Regions from separate parts of the Mus musculus genome. Here region 2 is linked to region 1. Evidence: chromatin loops called from intact Hi-C (ENCODE). Cell type or tissue: left cerebral cortex. All regions are shown on one strand. Links, peaks and the distances in the headings refer to the core of each region. The heading gives the core; the rest is flanking DNA.

Region 1 (10,160 bases), core at 1,207-9,206:
GTTGTAAAAAACACATAGAACAATATAAAGCAATAACAACCCAAAACAGATATAAATCATATGAAATGAACATGTAAATAAAGCTACTGAAGTCAGGGGCATATATACAATGGAGAAGTGATCAAATCAAACAAAGAAGCAGCCTGACCACTGAAAGAGGAAAGTTGATGAAATAAGATAGCAGGGTAGGGGGTGTGAAAAAGAAGAGCTTTCTTGCTATATTTAGGGGTGAGAGGGGACAAAAAAATCACTGAACTGCAATGAATAGGTAGATTATTTCAATAGAAATGAAATCTGAGAGGTCCTGGAACAAAATAAGTTAGATCTAGGAATCAAAGTGATGCTGTCCAGTAGAAACTGAAGAGTAAGACAAGTGTGTGCTCCTATTCTGATCAATCTGCATGAACGGGGTGACCACCAAGGCATCAGCAGCCAGGGACATGTGAGCACGATTTTAAGGACAAGAGAAAACCAACAGCACATACCAGCAGTGGCAGGTCAGAGGCCCACACTTGCTCCAGGAACACCAGAAGGAGCAGGTGACCTCACAGTCACAGGCAAGTGCCAAACAAGCCTCACGGTCCTCTGTGTCAATAACCTGCTATCAGAGCTGATTAGACACGAGTATCTAAAACACGCCTGGCCTTTCTCAGAGAAAAGAGCAACAGAAACACAAGCCACTGTGATAAGCTGCACATGCATACAGAACAAAGCTTGGCCAGCACAGTTCCAAAAGTGAGGGTTGATCTTTATGGGAAATGACTCAAACGTCCCCATGGACCTATTGAAGTCCATGTTTCATAGACTTGAGTACAATAGACCATCAACATAAATTTGAGACACAGGAAACCTGATTATGAACATAGCTCTGCCATTCTCTTTAGGGAACCCTTCAGCTTCTGGGGCTCATTTTCTTAACTGAAGAAAGAAACAAAACCTCCATGACCTATCCTACAGACAGTTGGGGTTAAAGCTGCTTTTTGAATTAGTGGTCTCTGCGATACATATCTGTTTCTTCAGTTATACCCCCGAGGCAAATAAAATTGTATTGTCAGTGGTCTCAGAAATTTGAAATGTTAATTAATTTAAGACTTCTGCACCATTATTTTGCACTAAAGTTGTATGGAAGTCTACTGTCTAGAACACAGGGAGGAATTCACATAGTAACAAGCTGAAGGGTTGCTACTCTTACCCTTTGGGGGACGACCTCACAGCTCCTTACATCTGATTAATTTAATGTGTGTATCTGCTCTTTAGACTCGTGATACAAACACTAGTGAAATATTAGATGAATCACAGAAGCTAGAGAGAATCTTCCCTCTAAGCCAGAAACTTTAAATTTTTAAAATATGGTTACAGCACATGAGAAAATCAGGTTGGCACTGGCTGAGAAGGGAAGGAGAGGGGAGGGGAGAGGAGGGGAGGGGAGGAGGGGAGGGGAGGGAAGGGAAGGGAAGGGAAGGGAAGGGAAGGGAAGGGAAGGGAAGGGAAGGGAAGGGAAGGGAAGGGAAGGGAAGGGAAGAAGGGAAAGAAGAAGAGGAAGAAGAAGAAGAAGAAGAAGAAGAAGAAGAAGAAGAAGAAGAAGAAGAAGAAGAAGAAGAAGAAGAAGAAGAAGAAGAAGAAGAAGAAGAGGAAGAAAGAAGAAGAAGAAGAAGAAGAAGAAGAAGAAGAAGAAGAAGAAGAAGAAGAAGAAGAAGAAGAAGAAGAAGAAGAAGAAGAAGAAGAAGAAGAGGGTGGAGTTGGGAGTGGCTCTAGGAAGAAGTGGGGAAGGAGTGTGAAGAAGTAAATGTGCTCAAAATATCTTGTATGCACATATGAAATCCTCTAAGATTTAATAAAATATTATTTTTAAATATTTTAATGTTTCCACTCAAATTTGGGTGTTATAAAATACATGTTCACATTTTATAAGAATATTTTCTATTTATTCTTTGACAATTTCACCCATATACACAGTGTCCTCATCATATCCATCCTCAACTCCTACCCACACCCGACACCAGATTCCTCCTCCCAAAACATCATCCTCCCACATTCATGTGCACGTGGGTGCAGGACCATTCACCAAGGATGGGCACCCTACCACCTAGCGCATCCCCAAAGAAAAAACGATTCCTCCCCCACCCCACCCCCAGTAGCCACCAAATGCCAATAGATCCTTAGTAATGGTAAGGCCTATTAAGCCCCTCCCCAGTCCACAAGGAAATGTTGACACGCCCAATCTTTCACACATCCTGTGCAATTAACCACAGCGCCTGTGATTCTATGAGTGCCACAGCCTTAAGTGAGGAACACAGCATTTCTGAGCACTCTTCCTGAACCTCTGGCTTTTACATTCGTTCTGCCCCTTCTTCAGCCATGTTCTCTGAGCCTTGGGGGACATAAGTAACATAGATGTCCCATTTATGAATGAGCTTGTTTTCAGCAACTTGACCATTTAGGAGTCTCTGCATTAACCCTTACTCTCTGCAAAAAAAAAAAAGCTTTTCTGATTAAACTTGAAAGCAGTGCTAACCTGCACTTATAAATACAAAGTAGACTGTTTGGCATGTCAACACATTTAGCAAAATAACAGAAATAGGGTTTCTTAATGAGGTATTTGGTAATTTAAAAAAGGAAATAGAAAAATAAATACTTCTTTAAAGTTTAAAGAGTTGATACCGTCTCTATTTAGAAACAGCCAGAGAAACATGAAGGTGGAGCAGGTTGGGAGAAATGTAGGAATCAGGCTAGGAGAAGGTTCTTCCCGTAGAAAACTCTCCGGTTTATAAACACACCTTTTTACTTGAGTTGGAATGCTTTAAACAAATAGGAAAGACTGTGGTTTCAAAATTCATATTTTAAGGATATGACCATGCAAATGTGTAAGGTCAAATGGGTTCACAAGATGGAAAGTAAACGGTCTTCATTCGACCTCCTTGGAGGTACCCCAGCTAGATGTTTCCAAATGCAGCTCTATGCTCTGATGCATGTAACCTGCCTTCCTAGCCCCTCACAATAACACCTCAGAGTTCAGAAAAGTAGATAACTCACTCCAGAACGTCTGAGGCTTAATTAAAGAATGCATTTATATCCAGATGTGCCCAGTCCAAGGGTTATCTTAAACCCCTCATTTTCCATCTGTCTCTTTCTGTATGACAAGAACATGATAAGACAGTGTGTGCCCACTTCCTTCTCCCTCTGTGTGTATAGGAAACAACTTCATGGAATTCTTGGTCTTATAAGATGGCTTGAATACCTCTGTGAACCAGACCTTGAGCCCAAGGACAATATGCTGCAGGCTCATCACTGTGTTGTACAGGTGCCTCCTGGACCACAACAAAAGTATAGGCCAAGACCCACCTCCTCCCAAAAGTCCATCATCTACTAACCTGTCCTTATTCTTCTTGCTGGGTTTTTGCAGTCTTCTTGTTATTATTATTATTGCTGTTTATTATATTTTTTCCAAACTCAAAGATAGCCGATGTTTCGATGGGCTTACTCATAAAATGACCTCACAGTTGTGCTTGCTGAGTCTGCTTGCATTTACTACCTAATTCTACCTTCATCTTTCTGCTCAGAAGCCTCAGCACCAGGAGGCTTTTACAGGCCTAATAAACATTTATATGCAATATTTATTTCGGTCCATTCCTATTACATCAGGTGCCATTAAAATCAAGAAGGGAAAAACAACGGCTAATTCTTTTCCCAGAGCAAGTATCATATGCTATGACGTGCTTCATACTGGGCAAAAGTCAAGCGAATTTGGACTTTTTAAAACCCCTCTCCCCCAGCTCCAATGCAGCCTTTCTAACATAAAAATTCTTAGATCTCTTTACCACTTATAAGTAATGTGAGCCTTTCACAGTAAAAGTGTGAGTCCAGACCAATGCTGCTGAAATACTGGAGGAAAACACTTCCTCTTACAGCAACACATCCTTTCCTGGCCGCAGCTGACAGCACACTTGAACAACCACCTTGGCAAGTCTTCTGTCTGATTTCACACAGGCACGTTCCACATTTCCCCCCATCAACTTGTCTCCAAAAGGGAACTTGTCTCCACCTCTCCTTTAGTTCACTTCCACAATGGAGAATTTGGTAAAGAACTACTTGTCTAATGATGTCCTCCGTGCTGCTTTCTGGCTTGCAGCGTTTTCACACACCATGCCTGATTTCCCTTCGGTATCCTTGCAAACTCTCAGGGAGGTCAGCATCAGTGATTTCCCAGATGGAGAAACTATTCTATGTCTCAAATCACACATTGCTGTAAAGAGTCGGATCTATCCAGTTACTGGTGGGTTTAGTGAGCGAGCTCTAACATAACCTTCTTCCTCAATCAGTTAGTTATAGAACCATCAGCCTTTGGCCGGGTGCATGACCACCCAGGACAAGGGTACTCCCAGCTCCCCTTGTGACTGTATGTGAAGCCACAGGACTCCTATCACTGAGCTTCATATGAAAGGGCTTCAGACAAGACACCTCCAGGCCTGTAGGAAGATTCTGAAAGAAGTGTGAAACCTTCCTTCTTCCCTTTCTTCTTATTGCTAGCTAGAATGTAGACATGATGGTATGAGCAGGGATAGGCATCTGGTCTGCAAAGGGATTATGAAAAGTCCTAATGGCAGGGCAATGGGCAAAAGGAACTGGGTGCCTGCAGGCTTTACGGCTTAAGAGGACCAAAGGACCGTGGAATACCTATCCAGGCATTAACAGGAGAACGAACATGACCGATGAAAGAGAAAACATCTCCCTGTGTAACCTACGGTTCTTTTACCTTTTGTAACAGCTGAACTTAACCTTAACAAGGAAGTTTTAACTGACAGATAGTTTGACTCCTGAATAACACACTGGAAGTAAACAACTGCAAAGAGCAATAGATTGGCTAAAGGAGGTGGAAGATGCCCTAGAAAATCAAAATAATTAGGAAATCCAGGTGACATATCTGGGGTATGAAGTGGCCTTCTGATCTATTAATTTATAAGGAAACTAATGTTTCAAAGTCCTCTTGGCTGGGAAAGCAACTACAGTAACATCCCTCTCACACACACACACACACACACACACACACACACACACACTGACACTTTAAAAATGAATCTTCCAGCCTCTTAACGTCAGTCTTCACAAAGAAGCAACATGGGAGGAAAGAACTCATGAGAGTAGTGTCGTCATTTTGATGCTGTACACAGGAGGCTATCCTGTCTGAATTCTAAAATCCCTGGTCAGGTGTCAAATCATGCACTGAGAACCTATGGTCCTTCCATTCACCGACGCAGCCTGGCAAGGGGCTCATTACCTTCTACCCTTGGTCTTGGCTGAAATTCACCTGACCAGTTCCCACCAGCGCTGATGCACACCCAATGAACATGACCACCTCAACTTTACCTGTTTAAGCTGGAGAGCATCCAAGAAAGCCAGTTCCAGGGCTGGACCTACTCTGTGACCAGGCGCTGCTCCAAAGAGCTGGGAAAAACCTGAGGTCTTGGCAAAGACCTGAGAATTCCAGGTTGGAAGCATGCTTCTTGACTGAACACAGTGTGACCAGCTGCTGCAGGGTCCTGTTCTCATGTCTTCTCACTGTGATGGACTGAACCATCAAGCCATGAGCCAACGCACACATGCACACACACACACACACACACACACACACACACACACCTATACATACACACACACTCATGCACACCTACAAATGCACACACATACACACATACTCATGCACACACATACACACACTCATGCACACCTATACATGCACACACACACATACACACACATACACACACACTCATGTATACCTATACATGCACACACACACCTTAACATACCAGACATCATTCTTGTGCAATCTTCCACACTTTCACACTTTACTATACAAGTATGTGTGTGTGCATGCATGTGTGCATGTGGTATGTATGTGTGTATGTATGTGTATGTATACATGAGTATGTGTGTGGGTGTGCATGTGTGTGTTCTCAGCCTTCATTCTAACTCTCTTGCTGCTCTTACATAAAAATTCAGTTCTTTGTGAATAGCTTCATGTCCCTGTCTGTTTGGTTCTTTTCCCATTCTCCTTCACTCTTATCTCTAAATTTCCCTCTGTTCCCGGGAGAGTCATTTTTCAGTACTGCCAACAATATGTTGTTTTGGAACGCTTCCCTTTAAAACAATTCACTTTTCTTTTCCTATCATTGCATAAATCCTTGAGGCCATGGATACCTGAGCTAACCTCACACCAAAAAAAATAAATAAGAAATAGAAGTATAAATGTTAGGGAAATAAATCTGTAACTATGAAAAAGAGGTCAAGTGGCCAATTTGTCCGAGGCTGCTGGTTCTTAACATTTAAAAAATCTTCCCCTGGCATCTTTGGTCCCCTGGTATTATCTGAAAATAGATAACCAAGGCCCCGTGGAAAGGACTCGGTGTTGAAACACTTGCTGCATCTGAGCATCTGGGACTGGATTGGTGAGAACGTTGAATGGTACAACAGCTGCCTGTAATCCCAGCTTTGGTAGGCAGAGTCAGAGACTACCTGGATGGGGCTGCTTCACGAAGGTAGCCGAATCTGATCCACAAGCTCTGAGTCTAACTAAGGGAACTAGACTGCATCCAAGAGCAAGGTTGAAAAGTGATCAAGGATCATTTTCAGTATCGACCTTGGGGCTTCACATGTGTGAGCATGCGTGTGCATGTGCACCTATCTACCAGGACACACACACATAAAGAAGAGGGAAAGAGACCTTCACAAGAAGCCTCTAGACTGCACACAACGAAAACTTCAGCTTCATGTGTGTGAGTGGGAAGGTGAATATATATTTTTCCTGGAGATATATTAGTGTATAGATGAATTTAATGAAAAATCTGGGGATGAGAGAAAACAAATAATGAATGGTTCCCTAAGAGAAAGTAGATGGAGCCAGTGAGAAATTATATATTTTCTTTTTCCTTATTCTTTTGGTGAGGGTGTAGAATAGGTTTTATTATCTTTTGCTTGAGGCACAGAGTCTCATGGAAGCTAGGCTAGACTTGCAATCCCGACCCTCCTTGCCTCACTCACAAGTACTAAGATTACCAATGGGCTACCACACCCAGCTCTGGGACCTTTCTTAGAAAGAAGAAACTTGCTCTGATTTTTCTTTTAAGTAACACAAAGTGAAGTCATAAGAGAGATGCCTTAGGTATTTTTAAGAGTCCAATTAAGGTTATTTATCAGACATTTTCATATGGTTTTATGTTTCTATAAATAGGTTTACATTCATTATATAGATAGTCCTAATTTATATTAGTCTGAATTTCCAGGGGTTTGGTTAATGAAGATATGTTTCTTAATTCTACCTACAACAAAAAGCTGGAATTTCTTTTCACATCTCATCCCCACATGCTTTGAAAGTTAGACTTTGGAAAGGATGAGTATACATCAGTCCTTTGCTGGGGCTGTGGACACCCCCAACTGAGGCTACGAAAATTCAGAGCTTACCTCAGGGAACATAGAGGGTGCCAGGAGCCGGCTCTGGGCTGTATATGTTTGAGGTTTATTTTTGGTTTTGTTTATTTGCTTTACTTGACAATATTTGGACAAAACTGAAAGGCCGAGTGCTGAGTACATAGCTGATCTTGTAGACTGCTTTCCTAACCTGCAGAAAGGCCAGGGTTCAAGCCCCAGCATATAATCAATAGAATGTGGTGATGCCATCCCAGCCCTAAAGAGGCATAGGCAAGGGAACCGTAAGTTCAGAGTCACCTTCAACTACATAGCAAGTTTCAAGGCTGGCCAGTCTGAGCCACCTGAGACCCTAGATGATAAATAAATGTCAAAGGGAAGTTCCTGAAAAGGAAGGGGTAAGAATGGAGAATAGAGAACTGCTGTTCAGAACACAGGGAGCTACTTTCAAGTTCACTCTATATGCATGTAGACTTGAGGTCTTGGTTCTTTTATCCTCTTTACTTTAGTTAAAAGAGGTCTACAAGAATCTGTCTCTTTGGACAGACATAAGATTTCACTAATCACAAAAGAGGAATGAAATATGGCTGTGTTCTATGAAATCCAAACATACCGTCATCATGGCTGAGACGAACCGTCTAGACAGTTATCATTAGAAATCAGCTGGAGAAACTCCTGGGAGGAATGAACCCTTCCCATGGCTTCAGTCCTACCCCAGTTCTCAGCACCTCACCCTTTCCACTCTCATCATTAGCTCTGTTTCCTTTGCTAATCTGCCCCAAGACTTCTCCCACGTCCGGTTTTTTGAATATTACTATTGCTTTTGCCTGGGATATTCTCCTAATCCATATTTGAGGGTTTTTTTCTTTTTCATATCTCATATCAGTATCAATAACTTCCTTTAGGGAAGTCTTCTTGGGTCCCTTGCACATGGTATACCTGATGTACACTAAGATATACTCTGATTAAACACCAGATCCATACAAGGCAGCCCCACACAGGCTGACAATCCAAGTTAGTGACACGAGGACAAATAGGAATAAGCAGAAGTCCAAGATCAAAGAAAATTCCAATCCTTGACATTAAAATCAAGTGTCCATTCAGAAAATTAGGGCATGAAATCAAACAAGAAATGAAGTTGTAATCACTACCCTACTCCCTCACACACCCCCTACCTCGAAGGAAAAAAAAAAAAAAAAAAAAAAACAAGGAATGATCAGCCACAGGTCACTATAAGGAAAAGTCCAAGAATCTGTGTGTAAGGCATTTTGAGTTGTTCTTGGTTTGATTCCAAAATGCCATGTAGGAGGCTTGGCATGTGAGAGCAGAGATGATGGATTGAAAATAGAAAATGTGTGTAAGACTTGGATCTGAAATGCAGGCAAGCAAGTGAAACCTTCGCAAAAGCAATTTTCAGAAGGACTAGGAGCAGGGGCTTAGAGGTATTCAAAAGTACTGTAGTGGAAATAAAAGAAAGGTCTAAAATAAGAGGACAGCTGACTTGGTGAGTGTTCACCACACGCCTGGCAATGTCACTACCTCACTTAGCCCATCCTGCAAGGCAGGCACCCTTAGGCTCTCATTTCTAAAAGAGATGACTCAGGTTTTAAATAATGAAGACACTTCCCCCAAACCATGCAAAACAAGATTTTGGAAGCACAAATTCTTAAACTCGTTGGCCCATAAATTATCCAAATCAAAACCTTTTTGCCATTTTCTACCATCTTTATGCGAATATCTTCCCATTTAGTGACGTTGCCAACCACTAGTGACATTATAACCATTCACCCCAAACTGTCAGGGTGAAAATGTCAGAAGACTATGTTTAAGGTCAATTCTGGACCGCAGCTGCGGGATGTTCCACAGATAAAATGCAGAGAAGAGCTTCCAAAAGAGATAAATCAGTACCTCACACGCAGCCCGCTGTCAAGGTACAGAAGGATGGGACAAATGTGGACAGGCACTGTACCACTGAGACACATCCATAGCACTAGAATGATGCAACTGGAAAGTCTTCTTCATTTATATTATGTGTGTGTGTGTGTGTGTATATACTCTGCACACATGGCTCTTTTGTGTGTTCACATACACATATGTGAGCCCCAAAGCTCAGAAAACCATCTAGATATACCTATCTTAATGCTAACAGAATGATTCACAAGGAGACTTAGGAGCAGAGATAAAAGGGAAGTATGCCTTCTTCAGCTACACTCTAGAATGTTCATCATTTTTACATGCCAATAAGTTCATGGTTTAACTTAGAAAAAAAGTTGTCCAGGTCATTTTCTTCTTGAATGAGACATCCTAATGTAGCTATGGCAGGTAGCTCCCCTCTCCCCGTCTCCGTTGCTGAGACCATCACCTGGTATAATTCCCAGTGGATGCTAAATTCCTCTTGTGAGCTCTAATTTCAGTTTCAATTGATGTCTTCCCTACTGTGCTCTTTGGTGTATTTCTACTTCTTCGAGTATAGCCATCAAGACCACATTTAAATTGACCACAGTAAACATCATTGCTTAACAGTTCCCGGAACACTTCAGAACACTACAGTCTCTTGGACCACAAGAGCTTAAACAAGGCTCCAAGGATGTGTGTCCTCAGATGGGTGCTCTATACCAATGGTGGCGAGTGGTCTGTCTAGCTCACTGAATTCATGTGAAGCCCCAAATCATCCTTAACTCATATGTCCCCACCCCTTATTTTCCAACTCACTAGAGCCTGGCTTCCTCATTCTATTG
Region 2 (10,160 bases), core at 830-8,829, 93 kb after region 1:
CGATGGGATTTCCCAAGCCTGTATTTTCATAGGCTCCCCAGGGCTCTCAGGTAGGAGAACCACTAGCAGAGGCTCTGACTCTCTCAGCCCATTTCTTCCTTGATGCTGTACTACAAGCTAAGACTTGGATGGCCACAGGGAAGCTTCTTTAAACCCATTACACTCAGAGCACAGTCTGTGCCCCACTACATCCATCTCATGTAAACTTTCTAGGAATGCAGACTCTCAGGCTGCAGCCCCACCACCTCCAAGTGTGTTTGTCCATCAAGCTGCTGTTGGAAGTGACACTGTGCTCCTGTGGACTCAGGCCACCCCCAGTGAATGCCTCTGGCATCTGTGAAAGAGTAACTACTGTTGGGATTCAAAATCAAACCAGTCTCTTTGGAGAAACACAGAGAAAGTCCAAGTAGGGTGCAGAGCAATTTTTACTAGAGAAATCCAAGCATGGACAACTGAACCATCTTGCCAGCCCCAGCCTTCTTTTGTGGGTTCCCCATCCCCTCTGAATAGTTCTTTCTGTTTTCATGCCATACCTATTCATAGCCTTTCTTTTTTTTTTCCTTGTTATAATGTAGACATGATACCCAGAGGTTACGCTACCATACTGGACCATGAAATAATTGACATTTAGTGAGATGTTGAACCCCTGACAATGCCATGATTACGATCTCCGAATTTTAAATTTCTATTTCGTTCATGTACCTAATCTGTAGTTTCCTTTTACCGATGGCTAGGTGACATTTACCTCTTTTCTCCTACAACTCGCTTCATGAACCACAATCTGAGTGATCCAAAATGCCCGAGTGCTTTGACAACAAGAAAAGGAGACTGCCTATCTATCCTTCCTGCTATGACTCTCTCCAGGCAATACACAGACAGACATGTAAGGGAACACAGGAACAATTCTTCTTCTCCAGGGGGTTGTGGGACCTTTCTGTTGCCATAGAAAGAACTCCATTGGAGTTCTTATCAAGGTTCCTTTGTGCTTACTTATGGGAGTTCCAAGCTGTATTTCTCTTATTGCAACTTAGAGAAACTCTTCACCAACTTTAAATGGAAAAAAGAAATGCAGAATCACTTGCTAAAGACAGCACTCAACTCCCTGGTCACCCAGCACTCAACTTCCTGGTCACCCAGCACTCAACACCCAGGTCACCCAGCACTCAACACCCAGGTCACCCAGCACTCAACTTCCTGGTCACCCAGCACTCAACACCCAGGTCACCCAGCACTCAACACCCAGGTCACCCAGCACTCAACACCTAGGTCACCCAGCACTCAACACCCAGGTCACCCAGCACTCAACTCCCAGGTCACCCAGTGCTCAACTCCCTGGTCACCCAGCGCTCAACACCCAGGTCACCCAGCACTCAACACCCAGGTCACCCAGCACTCAACTCCCAGGTCACCCAGTGCTCAACTCCCTGGTCACCCAGTGCTCAACACCCAGGTCACCCAGCGCTCAACACCCAGGTCACCCAGCACTCAATACCCAGGTCACCCAGCACTCAATACCCAGGTCACCCAGCACTCAACACCCAGGTCACCCAGCACTCAACTCCCAGGTCACCCAGCACTCAACTCCCTGGTCACCCAGCACTCAACTTCCTGGTCACCCAGCACTCAACTCCCAGGTCACCCAGCACTCAACTTCCTGGTCACCCAGCACTCAACTCCCAGGTCACCCAGCACTCAACACCCAGGTCACCCAGCACTCAACACCCAGGTCACCCAGCACTCAACTCCCTGGTCACCCAGTACTCAACTCCCTGGTCACCCAGCACTCAACTTCCTGGTCACCCAGCACTCAACTCCCAGGTCACCCAGCACTCAACTTCCTGGTCACCCAGCACTCAACTCCCAGGTCACCCAGCACTCAACACCCAGGTCACCCAGCACTCAACTCCCTGGTAACCCAGTGCTCCTCCCCATGGTCACCCAGTGCTCAAATTCCTGATCATCCACAGCACAAACTTCTTTGAGGTCTCACTAGCTGATAAGTCACTGTGGTGGAGGTGGGACAATGGAGCTCTCCAAAAGCTGTTTCTGATTAGTATGCTTGGCTCTAAAGCCAAACTCTTGACTTGAGGCAAGAAGCCAATTATTTCTAAGCAAGGTTGAATCTTGACCTTGAAAACATTCAGGGATTAGACTATTCAGTGAATCGGAAAAAAATGTTTTGGCTGGATTTGAGGTTTATTTTGTTTCTTTTTTTTCTTTTGAATAATTACCTTCTTCCTGCTAACCTTCAAACTCTAATACAATTTTTCATGTCATCCATATAAATGATCCTTCTCCAATGATTCAGGATAAGTTCTGAAAATGATTCTAATTCATACTTCTACCCTATGCCCAGGATACAAACACATAACAAAGAATAGTGCGCATCCTGGCACATGGAAGGTCTTAAATAGATTTTATCTAAATTGACCTCCTTAGTTTTATGCTTTGTGCTCTCCATTCTCTCACGTGGACCACACATTCAGCAAGTATCAGTACGTATCATACCTGTCTTGTGCTTCAATAACTGCAAGCTCGAAACCATGCCACTGATTTAAGCAAGTTCAGTAGTTAAAGGCATGGTGGCCCAATGCCTTTAATCTCAGATTCTGAAAGGCAGAGGCACATAGTTCAAGGCCAGCCTGTTCTACCTAGTACGTTCCAGGTCAGCTAGTCCTACACAGTGAGGTGATGTCTCAACAACAACAAAAAACAAAACTCAGCAGCTAAAGGCACCTGTCACCAATCCTAATGGCATGAGTTCCCTCTCCACAGCCCACACGGAAGAAGGAGAAAAGATTCTGCAAGGTATCCTCTAGTGCATGTGCATACACACACACACACACACACACACACACACACACACACACACGAGCATGCGCACACACAAGAGCATATGCTGAATAAACAAATGTACTTTAATGATTTTAAGAGCACTCTTCTAAAAGTTGGGAAGGCCAGGGTCAACGGGCTCCTGCCTGGCATGGGTCCTCCTGCTGCACCAACCCACAGCAAAAGGCAAGAGAACATGCAAGAGAAAGTGAGAGTAAAAGTCTGCACTCTCATCCTCCGGTCCTTCTAAAACCCACATCAGTCCATTCACGAAGACAGAGTCCTTGAGGCTGAAGCACTTCACAGAAGTCCCCCTTTCATGCTGCTGCTCTGGAGGTGACATTCCCAGTGCACAGGTTTTTTTGGGTTTTGGGGGGGCAGAGGGGTGAGGGGAATGTGGGGAAGCACATTCTAAATTGAGCATTAGGGATTATGACTATTATTTTTATGTTCTAAATCTCGCTATGAATTAGCAGTTATAAAGAGAGTTGTCAAAAGGTATATCCAGACATTGTCATCCTTGAAAGCACATGGTCATCGTTATACAAGGATGTACATATCCTTAGGCACGTCTGTCACTGTGGGGACTAGCTGCAGTTACAGATGGACATGGGAGTTCCCCTTCCGAAGCTGCTGCAGGAAAGCAGCTCAGCCTATCCTTGCACATCCATGACAGCAATTGCACTCACAGCAGCCGTGATATAGAGCAGATCAAGTGCCCATCAGCCCATCCTTGCACATCCATGACAGCAATAGCACTCACAGTAGCTTTGATACAGATCACATCAGGAGTCCAGCAACAGATGAGTGGATAAAGAAAACACAGTGTGTACACAAACCATGACGAGAAATGAGAGCATGATGTTTTCAAGAAAATAGATGCAACTGGTCATCTTTATGTCAGGAGAAAAAAACCCAGGCTCAGACAGGCAAACCCCATGTGTTTGCTTCTGTATGAAAAACCAAAAATTAAAAGTAATTGTGTGTGTATCTCGAAACTGAGAGGGGCTGTAAAAAGGAAGAGAAAGAGATCTTTAGGGAGGTAGGAGATAGGGTAAAGGAACATATTCGAAGAATACAACATAGGGCTGGAGAGATCGCTCAGCGGTTAAAAGTACTGACTGCTCTTCCGAAGGTCCTGGTTCAAATCCCAGCAACCACATGATAGCTCACAACCATCCTTAATGAGATCCGATGCCCTCTTCTGCTGTATCTAAATACAGCTACAGTGTACGTACATATAACAATAAATAAATCTTGGGGCCAGAGCAAGCAGGGCTGGAGCGAGCAAAGGTCCTGAGTTCAATTCCCAGCAATGACATGATGGCTCATATCCATCTGTACAGCTACAGTGTACTCATATACATGAAATAAATAGATAACTCTTAAACACACACACAAAGACGACAGCATGGTCTAACTGTGGAAAGAAAAGAAATGAGCTGGGGGGGAGGGGCAGTGTGGGGCCAGGGAATAGGAGGGCGTAGGGGAGTTGAACAAAAGAAGAAAAAACGTATATCACATATACAAAAGTACCATAAGGATGGGCTGACCAGCTCAGCTCCCTCCCAGGCCCAGCTCCTGGGCTCTGAGATTGGCCTGCCCACCCCAACATCTACCAATGAACTGCTGGAGTGCATGAAGGAGCAGGTCCTACATATGCAAAAATAAGCATCTCCATGACACAGGGCAACATCAGGATGCCTGAGAGAAGTCTCCGTGAGGATCCAGTATTCACAGAGTCGCAGAAGCCAGAGGCCTCCGACCTGAGCCAGGAGTCATTGCAATGAACATTCACAAGCAAAGAAGCAGGCTGAAGGGTACACCATGGGACACACTGTGACACAATAGAGATTTTTTTTCCTCTGTTGCGGGGAGGTTGCAAGGGTGGGCGGCAGGTACGAGGGGAGGGGGTGGTGAATGGGACTGGGTGGCATGATAGGACATTCACAAAGAAACCAACAAAAGGATAAAATGGACAGAATTGCCCTATGGCAGAGCCAGCGGAAGGACTGAAGGAGCTGAAGGGGGTGGCAACCGCATAGGAAGAACAACAGTGTTAACTAACCTGGACCCCTGGGACTGAGCCACCAACCAAACGCTATACACAGGCTGGTCTGAGTTCTCCAGCACATATGTAGCACAGGCTACTTTGTCTGGCCTCAGTGGGAGAAGATGCCCTTAATCCTGTAGAGACTTGATCCCCAGGCAAGGGGGAAGGGAGCACCCTCTCAGAGGCAAAGGAGAGGGAAGATGGGGCAAGAAATCTGTAAAGAGGGCGGGGGGGGGGGGCGGCAACATTTAGGGATATAAAAAATGAATAAGGAAAAGAGAAAAGAAAATTCGATAATGAGCCCATTACTTTGTATGCTAACCTGAAAAGATTAATTTTAAAAATTCCCTTTAACTAAGGCCTACCATGAAGCCATGACTATCTGTGACAGAAGCAACTGGAAGACTGGCGCTTTCCCAGGACTGTGGCTTGGGTGACAAGAGAGAAATCTGTGGGACACTCTGTAAATGGGGTGTGAAACCAGGATATGAACTACCCAGGAGTCACCTCCTTCTCACACATGAGCAAGTACAGCCTCCTTGCCTTCTCGCTCACCCGCTCGCCCGCTCGCTCACTCACTGCCTCCCTCACCACTTCCCTGGCAGCCAGTGAGGTGTTTTCATTCCAATGGGGCTTTTCCAGAGCCAGGAGCTCTGAAGCTGTGGAGCATCAGCAACGGGAACTGAGCAGCCAGCATCCAGGGCGCCTGAACTGGAGATCACCTTGGAGAGCCAGCCCTACCTCATCCTTGGAGCAAGCTGGCTTGGAGTGGACCTTGAACCTGGCTCTGCCTGCTTCAGAGCTGGGGTGTAAGCATACAGACCACTACATACAATCTAGCAGTCTGCAGGAAAAGCTGGCAGGTGGAATTTCATGCCTAAGTAAGTGGAAAGAACTGAGGTTGTAGTGGTCTTTTGGGGTTTTTTTTCCCCCGTTTTATCTGATGTGCTATTTCTTTTTAATCCACTTCTTCTAACATCCTGTTGGGCCTACGCTGCCTCTTATATATTTGGGGTTGGGGAGGAGGGACAGGAAGGGAGGCTGCAGGGAAGATTGTGATGGATCTGAACAGGAAATGTCTTTTTGACAAATGAAGGCTCTCTTCCCTTGCCTAGTTCTGAAACGCCTCTGGCTTGAAAGTTCTCCATATGCTCATAGCTGTTATTTAGGTACACCACGCAATTTCTAAACAAAGAGCTCCATTCTTGGCCCCCACTTACACAGCCTGCAACAGCAAGGCAATGTTCCACTGGAGAAATACAGGAGATCTAGGGCTGAGTGAGACCACAGGTCACAGAATAAAACGTGATTGGCAATGACAATAGGACGGTGTGGGTAGTCAGGGCCAATCAGCCTGCCCGAGAAGAAGCTTCTACCTGTTTCCAGAAAGTTCCAACATTCCCATGGGTGTTGCTTAGCTAGGCTTGCTATAACAAAGCACCCTAGACTGGGTGGCTTAAAGAGCAGGAAGGTAGCCTCACACTTTTGAGACTAAAGGGCTAAGACCAAGGTCTTAGCAAGGTTAATTCCTTCTGAGACTTTGTGAATCGGTCCTGTCTCTCTTCTGGATTCTGGTGGTTTTCTACCCATTGCTATTGACCCCCCGGGCTATCACCTTGAAATCCACATTTGTATCCATATACTGCCCTCCCCACGGGCATGGCCTATGACCACATTTCCCTTTCCATCCGCACACTGTGCAGCATGCACACACACAAACACACAAACCTCACTCGATTAGAGGTAAGCAGCCAGTGTTGGTAGATCTCTTCAGCCAGGTTCCAGAGAGAGGATCCATTCCTCTGTCTGAGCCTCTGAAGGAGGATTCCACAAGCCAAAGGGTGGAAAAGCGAGCTCACCTCCTAACCCCTTCCAACTCCTGATCCCGTCCACCTCCCCTCACCCCCTCACCCCCCCACCCCACCCCCCACCCCCAACTCCCATGCCATTCTAACCCTGGATGAATCCAGGCTCTTTTCAGCTCCCACCAGAATCACTTCAATTCAGTTTAAAATCAGGGAAACTACACCACAGGTTCTCAGCCTGTGGGTTGTGACCTCTTAGGACTTGACAGACCCTCTCACAGGAGAAGCCTAAGACCATCGGGGAAACACATTATATGATGCATAACAGTAACAAAATTACAGTTATAAAGTAGCAGTGAAAATAATTTTGTGGTTATGAGGTCACCACAACATGAGAAATATATTAAAGGTTGAGAACCGCCGAACTACAGGGCTTTTCTTCAGACGTGCCAGCTCTCTGCTCCAGAAAATTCTGATTTGACCCAATTTGGACTCACTATCCCAAAAATCATACCTACTCCAATAGAAGGAAAAGCTTGTGGTCAGCTCAGGGGTAGCCTAAGAAAAGCCAGTGGACACTTTTTCTGGGACACATGGGGCCCTCAAAAAGGTCAGGCCTTAAAAGGACAAAATCCTTTGTAACTGAGGGTGAAAATCAGCTCTGGAACACTGGGGCTTTGACACACGCACACTGGCTTTCGGGTACCTGCTCCCTATAGCAAAAGCTGCTACATTTACAACCCAATTCATGAAGGCTAAGCTTCCCACTTAAGGCGGCAGGTGTTTATTGGCAAATAAAATACCCAGCATCCACCTGAAACTGTCCCATATGTCCTTTGCGGGTATTAAGCCATTAAAATCCGGTAGCTGGTGAGATGGCTCAGAGGTTAAAAGCACTGACTGCTCCTTCCAGGGGTCCTGAGTTCAATTCCCAGCAACCACATGGTGGCTCACAGCCATCTGTAATGGGATCCGAAGCTCTCTTCTGGTGTGTCTGATGGCAGCTAGCATGTACTCATATAAATAAATAAACCTTTTAAAAATCAAATATTTAAATATTTGAAATCCACACAGCCGCTTGAAGCAGGTACAAGTATTCCCTCATTTTAGCAAGGAACATGGTGCACAAAGGCCAAGCAGCCCCCCTGAGCACACCCAACCTGTGAGTGCTGGAGCCTAGGTCTGAACTTTTGACATTAATAGTCTAGGTGCTGAACTGCTGCAATGGAGGACTAATGTAACTTTTAAGGAGTTGACAGAGCAAAACGTAGACGGAAATAACCGGAAGCTACAGCTGAACCGGAACCTGCTTGACTGTGCCACAGTAGCTGCATTTGAGAATGCGCTTTCTCCCACTCAACAAGCCTAGCCAGAGAATAAACAAAACTGTGTCCCCTGCCAGCCCTGCAGCATAGTGTGAACCGAAAAGGGGAGGCAGGGTGGGAGTGGGGAGTGGGGGTGGGGAAGGTGTGCCTGCTCCTATCAGGACAGCAATCTCTGGAGCTGCAGGCTGGGCTGTAATGTCCCCTAAGAGTCTTCCCTCTTTGCTTGCTCTTCCGTAAATGCAAATTCTAAAATGGCAAACAAACAAAAACCTGGCCCAGTTTCTACTTAAGAGTGTGATTTCCACCTGTGGGAAGAAGAGTGCTGCCTAAGCCTCCCACACTTCCGTGCGCAGCTGTCACAGACCTTGACAGCCTCACCTCAGAGCCGGGAGGATGCTGGGACTGGCTTCTTTGTTTTTGAGTCAGTTCTTAACTCTTGGGAAGAGAGTTGACCATCATCCCCTTGGAAAGCACTCAGAAGCCCTCCCCCTCTTTAAACCAATCTGGACTACAGCATCTGTCAGTTTCACCCCCAAGGTTACTGCTGCTCTGCAAATGCAGGGGTCAGAGTGACTACAGCTGCGCACTAAGTTAAGCTTAACAGCCTTGTTTACTCTAGCAGGTTCCTGGTAAACAGTGCTGGGGCTGGAGAGGCTTGTCCTGTTTACATTAGCATGACAGATCCTAGTTGGGGGTCCCAGAGCAGGGCAGAGGCTGTGCTCCCCCCAGTGCCAGCTGTTTGAAGAGCCTGTGTTTTGAAGAATGGTGTTTATGTAAGGAACCACTGTTGATGTGATCTCTCTATCAACTGTGAGCTTGTGACGTAGATGGACGTTGTTCTATTTCAGGACCTGCCAGGCCCCCCCGAAAGAAGAGAATCATCACTGTGTGCAAAGACTAGAAGTCCCCCACAGGTCACCCTCCATACACAGTGTGACCTTCATGAGTTTCAGGCTTTGTGTCAGCACTTCTTGACGTCAGCACTATTAGCATTTGGACAGGATAATTGTAGAAGCTGTCCAGTGCATTGTTCAGCTTCCTGCAGCATCCCAACCCTTCATGTCCTTTGTTACTTCTCCAAAATGGGGGGAGAGGGCGGTGCAGGGGAGGTTAATGTGTGTATGTCGGGTGTGTGTGTGTGTGTGTGTGTGTGTGTGTGTGTGTGTTTTGAAAGTATAGTATCAGCATGTGATTCTTATAGTTGATTTATAAGGAAAGGAACCTGACTGTGAAAATCAAACCTCGATTAAGACCAAAGGAGATGATCACCAAAGACTGATCCATCCAGAAAGTTGTACAGAGACCCTGTTGTAGGTTTTGTCAGAGGAGAAGTGAGATGTTGGTACTCTGTGCCACCCACCTCCCCAGATCAGCTCCACTTCCAGGGGCTCCTCCCACAGCCTGTCTCTTAAGAGTTATACCACCAAGAAACAGTCTAGTATCCCTGAACAGCTAATGTACTGTTATCATTTAAGCAATTGATCCTCACTCCCAGAACTGGAGTCCAAAATGCAATCCAGTCATAAGAGTAAGAAAATAAAAAAGTAGTGTGCACCGCCCGACTCAATAAACTTATGTTGTAATGGATCAAAAAGAATGCTAACCAAAAAAAAATTACTGCCCTGTATTCTAGAGGGATCTATGAGATGAAATCGAAGCAAAACAAAGTCTTTGCCTGAAGGAGAAGAGGGCTCAGGAAAAATTTGAAGTGGGTCTGGATTGTTGAAAATGGCAGGAAGGAATACTAGCTACTTCAGGCAGAAGTGAAATACAGCGAGACCTGGAGCAAAGATATCCATAGTGGGCGTCAGACTGACAGGACAAGGAGATCGGTGAAGGACACCAGAAGTGAAGGACACCAGAACATGAGCTTCTAGTTATGAGCCCTCAATAATGCTGCACTCTCTCAATGCAGAAACAATGCATAGATGGTTGTCATAACCCCAAGTTATAACAACACCGACAGATAGATAGACAGATAGATAGATAGATAGATAGATAGATAGATAGATAGATAGATAGAGGATGGATGGATGGATGGATGGATGGATGGATAGATGATAGATAGATAGATAGATAGATAGATAGATAGATAGATAGATAGAATGGAAAAGCAGGTGGGACTGTTAGAGTGACAGGGAGATG

What was found. A loop is a pair of places that touch in the nucleus more often than their neighbours do. Peaks named below come from ENCODE experiments on the same cell type or tissue, not always from the same donor. Only the 100,000 strongest peaks of a DNase experiment are listed, where the experiment ranks them.
Region 2: a loop joins it to region 1, with 5 times the contacts of the local background. A loop is called at or near these places in 4 of 42 quality-filtered maps.

What each region holds. Positions count from the first base shown.
Region 1 is chr13:111,295,580-111,305,739 of GRCm38, forward strand. No RefSeq gene overlaps it. Among named protein-coding and RNA genes, the nearest start is that of Actbl2, 46 kb to the left of the region's middle. In left cerebral cortex, for the core only: no CTCF peak of the experiment used is centred there; DNase peaks (open chromatin) are centred at 6,085, 6,383 and 8,832; H3K27ac peaks cover 1,718 bases.
Region 2 is chr13:111,389,115-111,399,274 of GRCm38, forward strand. No RefSeq gene overlaps it. Among named protein-coding and RNA genes, the nearest start is that of Gpbp1, 96 kb to the right of the region's middle. In left cerebral cortex, for the core only: no CTCF peak of the experiment used is centred there; DNase peaks (open chromatin) are centred at 5,419, 6,020, 8,065 and 8,295; H3K27ac peaks cover 2,727 bases.